Linked DNA regions of Homo sapiens: region 1 is linked to region 2. The links are chromatin contacts, found by Hi-C or POLR2A ChIA-PET in ENCODE. All regions are on one chromosome and are shown on one strand. Each heading gives the region's core, a stretch centred on a gene start or an enhancer-like site at or near the end of the contact. The rest is flanking DNA. Distances are from core to core; before and after follow the strand shown.

The links. A loop is a pair of places that touch in the nucleus more often than their neighbours do. ChIA-PET counts read pairs that join two places held with the same protein, here RNA polymerase II (POLR2A). Pooled maps may share reads with other maps.
Region 1: a pooled map shows a loop between it and region 2 (2.4-fold over the local background). The contact joins the promoter of DNAH2 here to the promoter of TMEM102 in region 2. A Hi-C loop is called at or near these places in 1 of 50 pooled maps. POLR2A ChIA-PET finds 5 or more read pairs at or near these places in 3 of 52 experiments (PC-9, WTC11 and activated CD4-positive, alpha-beta T cell).

The regions. Positions count from the first base shown.
Region 1 is chr17:7,716,182-7,721,387 of GRCh38, forward strand. It overlaps DNAH2 (dynein axonemal heavy chain 2), which reads left to right and starts at 1,563. Exons shown (of 86, transcript NM_020877.5): 1 at 1,563-2,618; 2 at 3,540-3,719. The coding sequence starts at 3,554.
Region 2 is chr17:7,433,512-7,438,864 of GRCh38, forward strand. TMEM102 (transmembrane protein 102) reads left to right here and starts at 1,924. Exons shown (of 3, transcript NM_178518.3): 1 at 1,924-2,185; 2 at 2,342-2,574; 3 at 2,683-4,168. The coding sequence starts at 2,361. The coding sequence ends at 3,995. It also overlaps a transcript of FGF11 not described here. RefSeq lists enhancers at 1,608-1,777, 2,829-3,738, 4,535-4,634, 4,649-5,353 and silencers at 3,474-3,753, 4,725-4,824.

The sequences.
Region 1 (5,206 bases), core at 313-2,812, 280 kb after region 2:
TACCTATTTAGCATAATGTGGGGGGCTGGGATCCGTAGGCACAGCCACAGTTGGGGAGGGGGGTTTAAGAAAAGAAATGGGGTCTGTGCAAAGTTCCTTTCCCCGAGGGACCCATGAACCTTGCCCCTGAGGCTCCCCACCCCACGCCTCCAGCAAATTTTCACTCCTTTGGGACTTTTCCCTAGGGGTTCTGGCCAACCACATCACCTCTGTCTGCCACCCATGGCCTATCTGGCTAGAGGAACACCTCCACGTTCCATCTTAGCTGTGCTAGCTGTGCAGCTGGTTTTGGGGTGGGCGGTACTCCTCTCCTTCCATTCCTGCTGTCAGCAACAGGAGTCTGGCTGGGCAGGAGGAATTATTGGGGGTCGGGGGGAGGGAAAGGGTTGACACTTCTGGGAATAAAGATACGGTAGGTGGGAGGGTGAGGTCAGCGCTGGGATAGGGTGTGGTTAATCCACTTGCTCTTCAGGAGTACCAGGGACTGCCACTCCTGGTAGTGCCAGGCTGGCATAATGAGATCTGTTAGGTGTGAACGCCAAACAGAAAATGGGGGAACTGAGGTGCCAGCTTCTCTTCTCCTCATCCAGCAAAGAAAATGTCATAAATTTCGCTCCTCATGGAAATGTAATCAGTGGGCTCGCTGCTGGCTTTGTCTTAATTAGGCACTATTGATGGAAACAGGGAGGGCGCCTTCCCATCCCCCCACTCGGCTTCCTCCCTGTATTTCCCAGGTCTCCCCAAAGCTCCTCCCGGCACCAGGTACAGCGGTCTTCCAGGCGCCTTCTAGCAGCCCCGGCCCGCAGCGCCCCCTGGCACCCTCGGAGATGTACCCCGGCCCTCATAGCCCTCCCCTCTCGCCTCCTCTCTCACGACGCAGCCTTTGTTCCTATGGAGAGCGAAGCCCCTCCCAGGCCCGGTCACCTTCCCCAGGGAGTCCCCGCCTCTCATCCCCCCCAAAAACCAGCGATGCCTTCGAAAGCCAATCCTCAGATTCCCAAAACTCCAGTTCCCGTCTTCCCTCCCTTTCCCCGCCCCGCGCCGCCCCCCCGCAATCCTAGACCCCAATCCGAACTAAGAAGGGGGAAGGAGCAGGAGGGCAAGGGTGCTCCAGGCCCGGTTTTTCCCCCGGATCCAGCTGCACCCACGGCTGCCTGGAAATCCTGGAACGCCTTCTACATCGCGAATATCCCTCGCCGGCCTGGCGCCCGGCGCCATCTGCTGGACCCGTTCCGGCTGGGGCGCACAGACCTGGGCGCGGGGTCGGGCGATTGGGTTCTCCCTGCCTTTTCAATGTCCTGCGGGGCGGTGGCTCACTGTCTCTCGCCCCAGCCCTTCCAGCTGGGTCCTGACACCAGGCCCCCCGCACCCTTCGGCTCGCCAGATGTGGCTACTTTCCTTTAGTCCCGGAGCCTTCAAGCCCTGGGTCCCTGAGGGGTAGACCTGGGCGGGGTGGGGCCGCGAAGCAGGGATCCAGGGCGCCTGCGCGGAGGAGGCGGGCTCCGAGGGGCCGCACACCGGCCACTCGCCCCTCCCTGCCCGGGGTTGCCATGGGGACGCGTGCAGACGCCGGCCCGAGAGGGCTGCGAGGGGCAACTTCTTAGAGTGGCCCATCGGTCGGTCTAGGGAGGGGAGGGTCAGCGTGGCAAGGTGTGTGTCGGGGGCAGAGGGAAGGAGGGAAGGAGTGCTGGGGAGAAGGGGCAGTAGTGTCGGGGTAGGAAGGGACAGTTGTTGGGGAGAAGAGGCAGTTGTGGAGGGAGAGGGAGCAAGGAATATTTGTGTGGGGGAGGGGGAGGAGAAGGGGCAGTTGTGACAGCTGGGGGGGAAGAGCCATTCTGAGGGGAAATTTGCCTGCTGGTAACCAGTTTAAGGATACCAGCTGCTGGTATAAATACTGCTGGATAAATACTGCTGGATTTATACTGCAGGATAAATACTGCTGGCCCCTGCGGTATTTCCTAGTACTAGAGTGAGCCCCGACTTAGCAGAGCAGTTCCTCCTGGGGCCTGCGGTGTGGGATCGCGTGGTGAACCCCACGGTGCATGCGCCTCAGGCTCTAGTTTGAGGCAGGAAAGCGCAGCTTGATGCTTCTCTGGAGACTGATGGAGGAAGCCTCCTTGCTGTAGTTGGTTTTATTGATTTGCTGGCCTAACAGAACGTTTTTCCTTGGAGCAAAGTACAAATCCTTCAAGTTTGAAATTCATAACCTGAGATCAATGCCTGTGGCAGCCTGTGGGGATGAGGAAGGAGAGCCACAGGTGCCGTTAGGCTGCAGCCTAATGAAAAGAGAGTGCCCAGCGCCTCAGACTTTGCGCCTGGGATTCTGAGCACCTGTCCGAGATCCCCGCTTCCTGCCATCCTACCTTTCTGAGAGAGGCACCACTGTGACCTTCCTCGTGCCCCAATTGCTTTTTCCTCATGACACAATTTGAAATTTATGATTGGATGACTTTTGTCCTTCTTTCTTCCAATCTGTTCTCAGGGCATTTTGAGTCAAATAAATGATCCTGACTGATCTTAACCATTAGCACAGAGTTCCTCAGCCAACTCTGCTAAGAGACCTCAGTACACACAAAACAGTGTTCCTGCCCCTCAGGACTTCAAAGCGATAGACCCAGGTGGCAAATACTGTTTTTCTCTGTTTACAGATGTTGCAGATTTTAGTGGGATTGGGAGGAGCATATTTCCATTTAACTTGGGAGGAAAAGAGGTACATAGGAAAATCATCTTGGTTTGCTTGAATGATTGAACAGTGACAAAGGATGGGGGATGTGCACCCCTTCCTTGATCCTCTCTCACTCACTCATGGTCCTGGAGGGTAGAGTGGATGAGGGTTTGGGCAACCACACTTCAGCTTGATAGATCTTTTCCTGATTATCTTATGTTCTCATACCCCGGGGCAGAGATAGAGGTTCTAAATCCTCATTAGTGGGGTGTCTGGCCATCTTTTTTTTTTTTTTTTTTGAGATAGAGTCTCACTCTGTCAGCCAGGCTGGAGTATAGTAGCATGATCTTGGCTCACTGCAGCCTCTACCTCTCGGGTTCAAGAGATTCTCCTGCCTCAGCCTCCCGAGTAGCTGGAATTACAGGCACGCACCACCACTCCTGGCTAATTTTTTGTATTTTTAGTAGAGACGGGGTTTTGCCATGTTGGCCAGGCTGGTCTCGAACTCCTGACCTCAGGTGATCCACCCGGCTCGGCCTCCCAAAATGCTGGGATTACAAGCATGAGCCACCGCACCCAGCCTGGCCATCATCTTTAACTCCCATTTGTTCCTAGTGCCTTGAGGGACTGACTTTGATTTTTAGCCCAGTGCCCCGAAGACAGTAGGATATCCTAGGGAAAAACAGCAAGGCCTCCCAGGCCCCTGTGGAGTACAGAGCCCTTGTGGTTAATGGAGCAGGGTGTGGGTACCACCAGAAAAGATGATCATATTGAGTTTCAGTCAATTTATGAATTCAAAAGGGACTGCTTGTATCAGGGGGCTGGTTCAGGGGTGGTATCTGCTTGTAGACTCTCCACTCCTGTATACCTGTAGGTTTTGCCTGCACGATGTCCAGCAAAGCTGAGAAGAAGCAGCGATTGAGTGGCCGAGGAAGCTCCCAGGCAAGCTGGTCAGGGCGGGCCACTCGGGCTGCTGTGGCCACACAGGAGCAGGGGAATGCCCCGGCTGTCAGTGAGCCAGAGCTGCAGGCTGAGCTCCCCAAGGAGGAGCCTGGTGGGTACTTGCTGGGGCAGAGGATGCTTAGCAATGGAGGGTGGGGAAAGTCAGAGGGGCTTGGAGGCATTTTAGGGCTGGGGAGCAGGCGCTGTTGCTTCTGGGCAGGAAACGGGCTAAGTGACGCCCCCAGCCATGGAGGTTCAGCAGCCCTGCCACTGAGTCCTTTTTTTGTATGTCTTCCTCCTGGCCAGCCTCATCCTTGTTCTTTCTGTCTTAAAATTTCCCACAATATACCAGGAGTTCACCAACCAGTCCTTTCTCTAGCCTCTTCCTCCTTATTTCAAGTGTTCCTGGTTGCTCCTACCCCACTGAAGAGGGTTTGATCTCTTCCTTTTTCCCATTTTCACCCTGGGTGGCAAAACAAATAATGTTTTTCTCCCATTAAGCCCATCACCATGGAGACTCAGCCTGTTTTGCCACCCTTTGAATCCAAAGCCCGGCTGATGCTTTCTACCATCTGTTGAGGGCTGTTCTATCTCCGCCCTCATTTTGGCAGGGACTTGGTAGACTGCGGAGGTTCAGGTTCAGGATGACAGGAAAGAAGTCTAGATCTAGGGAGGAAAGAGTTTAACGAGGCAGCCTCTTGTGGCTTTGACCTGAGGGATTCCTTTCCTGTGGGTGAGCCGGAGCCAGTAAGGTTGGAAGGTTTTTGGTAGTTGTTGCTATTGCTGGGATCTCCCTGAGAGCACTGGTCAGTGTAGACAGGACTATGAGCTAAGTGTAGACCTCCTTCTTTACCTGGAGCTCCTTTACACTGATAGTAGCTTGTGAAATAGAATCCCCTTCTAAAATTAAAGGTTGAGAGGTTAAGCGTGGGCATGGGAGAAAAGTCCCTGGGCCATAAGAACTTGCATTAGGTTCCAGGATCTTAGAAATGTGCAGAATGTATCCTTCTGAGTTCTGAAGTGCTCAGGTGAAAGCAGTTAAAATGGGATTGCTCGCTGCTAGGAGGAGTAGGGGAAGATGGGAGGGAAGACAGTGAGGTTCAGTATGGAGAATCCTCTGGGGAGGTAAGGGAAGGAGCTTTAAAATGAATGTGTTGGCCTTCGAACAGCAAGGATTTCTGCCTCTCCCAGCTCCAAGCTTTCTTTTCTTTCTTTCTTTTTTTTTTTTTTTTTTTTTTGAGACAAATTCTCACTCTGTCTCCCAGCCTGGAGTGCATTGGCATAATCTCAGCTCACTGCAACCTCTGCCTCCCGGGCTCAAGTGATTCTTGTGCCTCAGCCTCCCAAGTAGCTGGGATTACAGGCATACACCACCATGCCCAGCTTATTTTTTTTATTTTTTTGAGACAGAGTCTCTCTCAGTTGCCAAGGCTAGAGTGCAGTGGTGCGATCTCAGTTCACTGCAACCTCCACCTCCTGGGTTCAAGCGATTCTCCTGCCTCAGCCTCCTGAGTAGCTGGGATTACAGGCGTGTGCCACCACACCCGGCTAATTTTTGTATTTTTAGTAGAGATGGGGTTTCACCATGTTGCCCAGGCT
Region 2 (5,353 bases), core at 674-3,173:
GAGTAGCTGGGATTACATGCGTGCACCACCACGCCCAGCTAATTTTTGTCTTTTTAGTAGAGATGGGGTTTCACCATGTTGGCCAGGCTAGTCTCGAACTCCTGACCTCAAGTGATCCACCCGCCTCGGCCTCCCAAAGTGTTGGGATTACAGGCGTGAGCCAGGGCGCCTGGCCACATTATCTACATTTCAAGTGCTCAACAGCCACAGGTGGCTGCTGGTGGCTACTGTATCAGACAGGACCAACTCAGGACATTGCTATCGTCACAGAAAATTATATTGGAGAGCCATGCTTTAGAGTTTAGAGGAACTATTCCTTGTCACCCATTCTTAACATCTTCAAAGCTTCCACAGAGTCCAGAGAACTTAGTTCTTTTTAGAGTGCCTCGGAAGCCACCCTCTGGGAAGGAGGTGAGATGCAGGGATGTCTGATGCCTGGTTACTCCAGACTGTGAGAAACAGCCCAGTCTCCAGTTCTCCTGATCTGGCCTCTTGGGTCACAGCCAGATGTGTGTGTACGGGAACCTACTTGCGCAGTTCTGGGCTGCTTTGGTGCTCTCGCTTCTCCCAGGGACCCCAGCTCTGGTTGCTGAAGGAGAAAACTCTCTGTCAGTGACGAGGAACCCCTGAGTCCTGGGCTTGCCAAATTGATCTCTACAGTTGGGGAGTCTCTTCTTTTACAGGCCTCTAATTTTCCTAGATGTCCTCCTTAATTATCTTATCCATGGACTTAGGCCTATCCCGTCCTGGAGACAGACCAAGGGCAGAAGGAATGTAAGAAGTCGTGGCCCAGGCCGGGTGCAGTGGCGCGTGCCTATAATCCCAACACTTTGGGAGGCCGAGGTGGGAGGATCACCTGAGGTCAGGAGTTCAAGACCAGCCTGGCCAACATGGTGAAACCCTGTCTCTACTAAAAATACAAAAAATTAGCCAGGTATGGTGGCAGGCGCCGTAATCCCAGCTTCTCGGGAGGCTGAGGCAGGAGAACTGCTTGAACCCGGGAGGTGGAGGTTGCAGTGAGCGGAGATTGCGCCACAGCACTCCAGTCTGGGCAACAGTGCGAGACTCAGTCTCAAAAACAAAACAAAACAAAACAAAAATTTGAGATCCCAAAGTGTTTTCCCTGCCACGACTCAGGTAGCAGTGAGCTGAGGTGGGCATCACTAACATGTATGTCTCTCCTATGAGTCAAACGTCCATTTCTGGGTCACCATCTGTGTGCTCCTGCCTAACACTACCACTTTTGGGATTCCAAGATGCACCCCCCCCACCCCACCCAGGCAGGGGTCCCTATCTCTCCCCAGGCCCTAGGGTGGAGTTTCGCTCTTATCACCCAGGCTGGAGTGCAATGGCACAATCTCAGCTCACTGCACCCTTTCCCTCCTAGGTTCAAGTGATTCTCCTGCCTCAGCCTCCTAAGTAGCTGGGATTACAGGCGTCTGCCACCACGCCCGGCTAATTTTTGTATTTTTAGTAGAGACAGGGTTTCGCAATGTTGGCCAGGCTGGCCTTGAACTCCTGACCTCAGGTGATTCACCCGCCTCAGTCTCCCAAAGTGCTGGGGTTACAGGCGGGAGCCACCGCGCCCGGCCCATCCCTCATTATTTTTTGCGACTCAGAGCCATCCTATTACCCCTCTCAAACCCCAAGGAATGTTTGAGTGGGGTTGATATGGGTGTGAAAAGACACAGAATAATCTGTCTCCAGAGGAACTACAACTTCCATCAGGCACTACTTCAGCGGAACAGGAAAGGATGTGGGGGCGTGGCTACCACGCCCTAGTAGAGCGGGAAACTACAACTCCCAGGATAACGCGGGATTTCAGCAGGGCCAAAAGAGTGATTGAGCTCTGACTGGCGACCCGACCCGGCGGAAACCACCTCGACAGCCTCCAGAAAGGGGCGTGGCTGAAAATGTAGGGGCGTGGCCACGTGGGCATCAGGAAGAAGTAACCTGTTGAATCTATTTCTGCTCCCCACCCTTACTGCTTCCCATAAGGGGGAAGCCGCAGACTAATAAGCCTCTTCCAAAAAAGAGGTAAAGGGAGGTAGACAAGGGGCGGCAGCGGAGGCTGGCTACTGCATTCCGTAGGAGGAGCCAACAGTTACTTTTTACCTGCTGAGTCCGGTGAACCAGTTCATGGGGGCGGGGACCTGCCTATGAGAAAAGGGCCAGGATAGAAGAGGTATTTATTTGTTCATTTTGAGGACTAAATTTAGAACCCATCATCTACAGACCCATTTGTAGGTTGTGTCTGGGGCACTCGCTCGGCCTCAGGAAGAGGGAAGAACGGGGACGACTTTGTGGCAGCAAAGCCACCTCCCTTCCGTGTTTTCCGCAGCCCAAAGCGATAGAACCGCATGGCTTCCGCAGTCTGGGGGAGTGCCCCCTGGTGGGGCCCGCCGCCCCCGGCCCCAGCTCGGCCGCTCACGGACATCGACTTCTGCTCCGGGGCGCAGCTGCAGGAATTGACCCAGCTGATCCAGGAGCTGGGTGTGCAGGAGAGCTGGAGTGACGGGCCCAAGCCGGGAGCCGATCTCCTCCGGGCCAAGGACTTTGTCTTCTCTTTGCTTGGTAAGTAACCCTACTTGCCTTTGGGAACTCACAGCTCTCAGCCTCACCACGCCCCCGCCCCCGCCCCGGCTTTGGGCGACGCCCTCACGATCCGTTCCCTTTTTTTAGGTCTAGTTCACCGCCGGGACCCTCGCTTTCCTCCCCAGGCAGAGCTCTTGCTGCTTCGTGGTGGGATTCGCGAGGGCTCCCTGGATCTGGGGCATGCACCCCTGGGTCCCTACGCCCGGGGACCTCACTACGATGCCGGCTTCACACTCCTAGTGCCCATGTTTTCACTGGACGGCACTGAACTGCAACTGGACCTGGAATCCTGTTACGCACAGGTCTGCCTCCCAGAGATGGTGTGCGGAACCCCCATCCGGGAGATGTGGCAGGATTGCTTAGGACCCCCAGTCCCAGGAGCACGTGATTCGATCCACCGAACGGAGAGCGAAGAAAGTTCCAAGGACTGGCAAAGCTCTGTAGACCAGCCGCACAGCTACGTCACTGAGCACGAGGCGCCGGTGTCTTTGGAAAAATCGCCTAGTGACGTTTCAGCGTCCGAGTCGCCTCAGCATGACGTCGTCGACCTTGGCTCTACCGCACCTTTGAAAACAATGAGTAGTGACGTCACCAAGGCAGCCGTCGAAAGCCCAGTCCCAAAGCCGTCGGAGGCTCGGGAAGCGTGGCCCACATTATGTTCCGCCCAGGTGGCTGCCTGGTTCTTTGCTACGCTGGCGGCGGTCGCCGAGTCTCTGATCCCTGTCCCGGGTGCTCCGCGTCTGGTGCACGCAGCTCGCCACGCGGGTTTCACCACCGTCCTCCTGGCTACCCCTGAGCCCCCTCGCCGCCTCCTGCTCTTCGACCTGATCCCAGTGGTGTCCGTGGCGGGCTGGCCCGAGGGGGCTCGGAGCCACTCGTGGGCCGGTCCGCTGGCCTCTGAGTCGGCTTCCTTCTACCTGGTGCCCGGTGGCGGCACCGAGCGGCCGTGCGCCTCCGCCTGGCAGCTCTGTTTTGCCCGCCAGGAGCTGGCGCTCAAAGCGCGCATACCAGCGCCGCTGCTGCAGGCGCACGCGGCGGCCCAGGCGCTACTGCGCCCGCTGGTGGCCGGGACCCGGGCGGCGGCGCCCTACCTCCTGCGGACGCTGCTGTACTGGGCGTGCGAGCGGCTGCCTGCGCTCTACCTGGCGCGGCCAGAAAATGCGGGCGCCTGCTGCCTCGGGCTGCTAGACGAGCTCGGCCGAGTGCTCGAGGCCGGGACGTTGCCTCACTATTTTCTGAACGGCCGACAGCTCCGTACGGGGGACGACTCCGCTGCGCTGCTCGGAGAATTGGCCCGGCTCCGCGGGGACCCGGCCCGGGCCCTCCGTGCCGCGGTGGAGGAGGCCAAAGTGGCCCGCAAGGGGGGCGGTTTGGCGGGCGTGGGGGGCGGGGCCCATTAAAGACGCTGTTCCTACCAGTGGAAAGTGCCTCTGTGGGCGAGCGGGACGTGGGGGGCCCTGCTCGCCCCTCGCCAGGGGGACTGACTGTGTGCCCTGGGCCTGAAGCCCCCCTTCTGGAAGACCTCCCTGTTGGTTCCTCCTCTACGCCCACCCGCCTGCCCCCGCACAAGTTGCCCCATTCCAGCCTCGCTATTCTCCACATCTGTGGCCAGCACTCCGCCCAGGGGCAGCTTCCAGAAACCGTCTGTCCCCAGTTCTTTTGGTCATTTCTCTTAAGGGCCAATAGAAATGGGAGAAACATATTTGCTGACCAAACGCGAAAAGGAGTTATGGAGACCAGGGTCTGATCAATTTGGCTCACACAACGGCAGAGATATGAAGGAGGCCGGATTTCGCCCAAGGCTGGATCTCACCACCCCCCATCCTCCATCTCTCCAGTTCTTCCCCCACTTTACTCGTGCGGTTCTTTCTTCACTAACATCCCGGCCAGTAGGGTCTCTCTCCCTTCTCCCAGCGTCCGCCATTCCATCTCCCTTAGGCCCAACCTCTCCTTCCTACCCAGGGGTGCGTTCAGGAGGCCTTCCTGTCCCTCCTCCTCTGAAGGCTGAGACGTGCGGCCTTGCCTCGGCTTTGCCTGCTTGTAAGACACAGTCCGCACTCTCTACCTCCAAGGAACCCCGGGGTTCCTCCTGCCCGGCTTCACCCTCCTATTTCCCAGCGTCTCCGCCCCCTGCCCCGCCCCCGGGCCGGCTCTCCGAGGAGGGGGAACTGCTGTCGCCGCCGCCGCCGCCGCCTCAGCTTCCCACAGCCGCTGCCGCTGCCGCCGCTCTGCCTGGTCCAGCCACCGGCCCAGTGCTCTGACTTCGCCGGACCGGGGAGCTCTGCAGAGACACCCTCACTCCTTCCCGAGGGTCCGGGACGCCTAGCCGGGCGTGGGGGGAAGCTCCGTTTGCGGGGGACAGGGAGGGAGGAGCCTGGAGCCGAAGCCAGCGCCACCCGTCGCCGGATCAACAGGACAGGACAGGTTGAGGGGCGTCGGGAAAAGGAAGAGGGGGTGCTATAGGCAATCCCGGGGAGGACGAGGAAGCCCTGTAGCAGGAAGCTGTGATCCGCTCTGACTTGTAGGGGGCCTGTTCACATCTGGGGACTGGTGACAACGTGGGTGCACTCCTCTCTTGGGGGGCTGGTTAGATTGGAGGGCGTGGGATCTAAACAGCACCAGCTGTCCCCAAGAAAATTTAAGGGGCAGCCAGGGGAGAAAAAAACAAAAACAAAAACAAACACGGATGCTCCTCATTTTGAGGTGGCGGAAGGCCCTCCAGTCAACTACCTGGTGTATCCACTAGGAAGGGTGGATT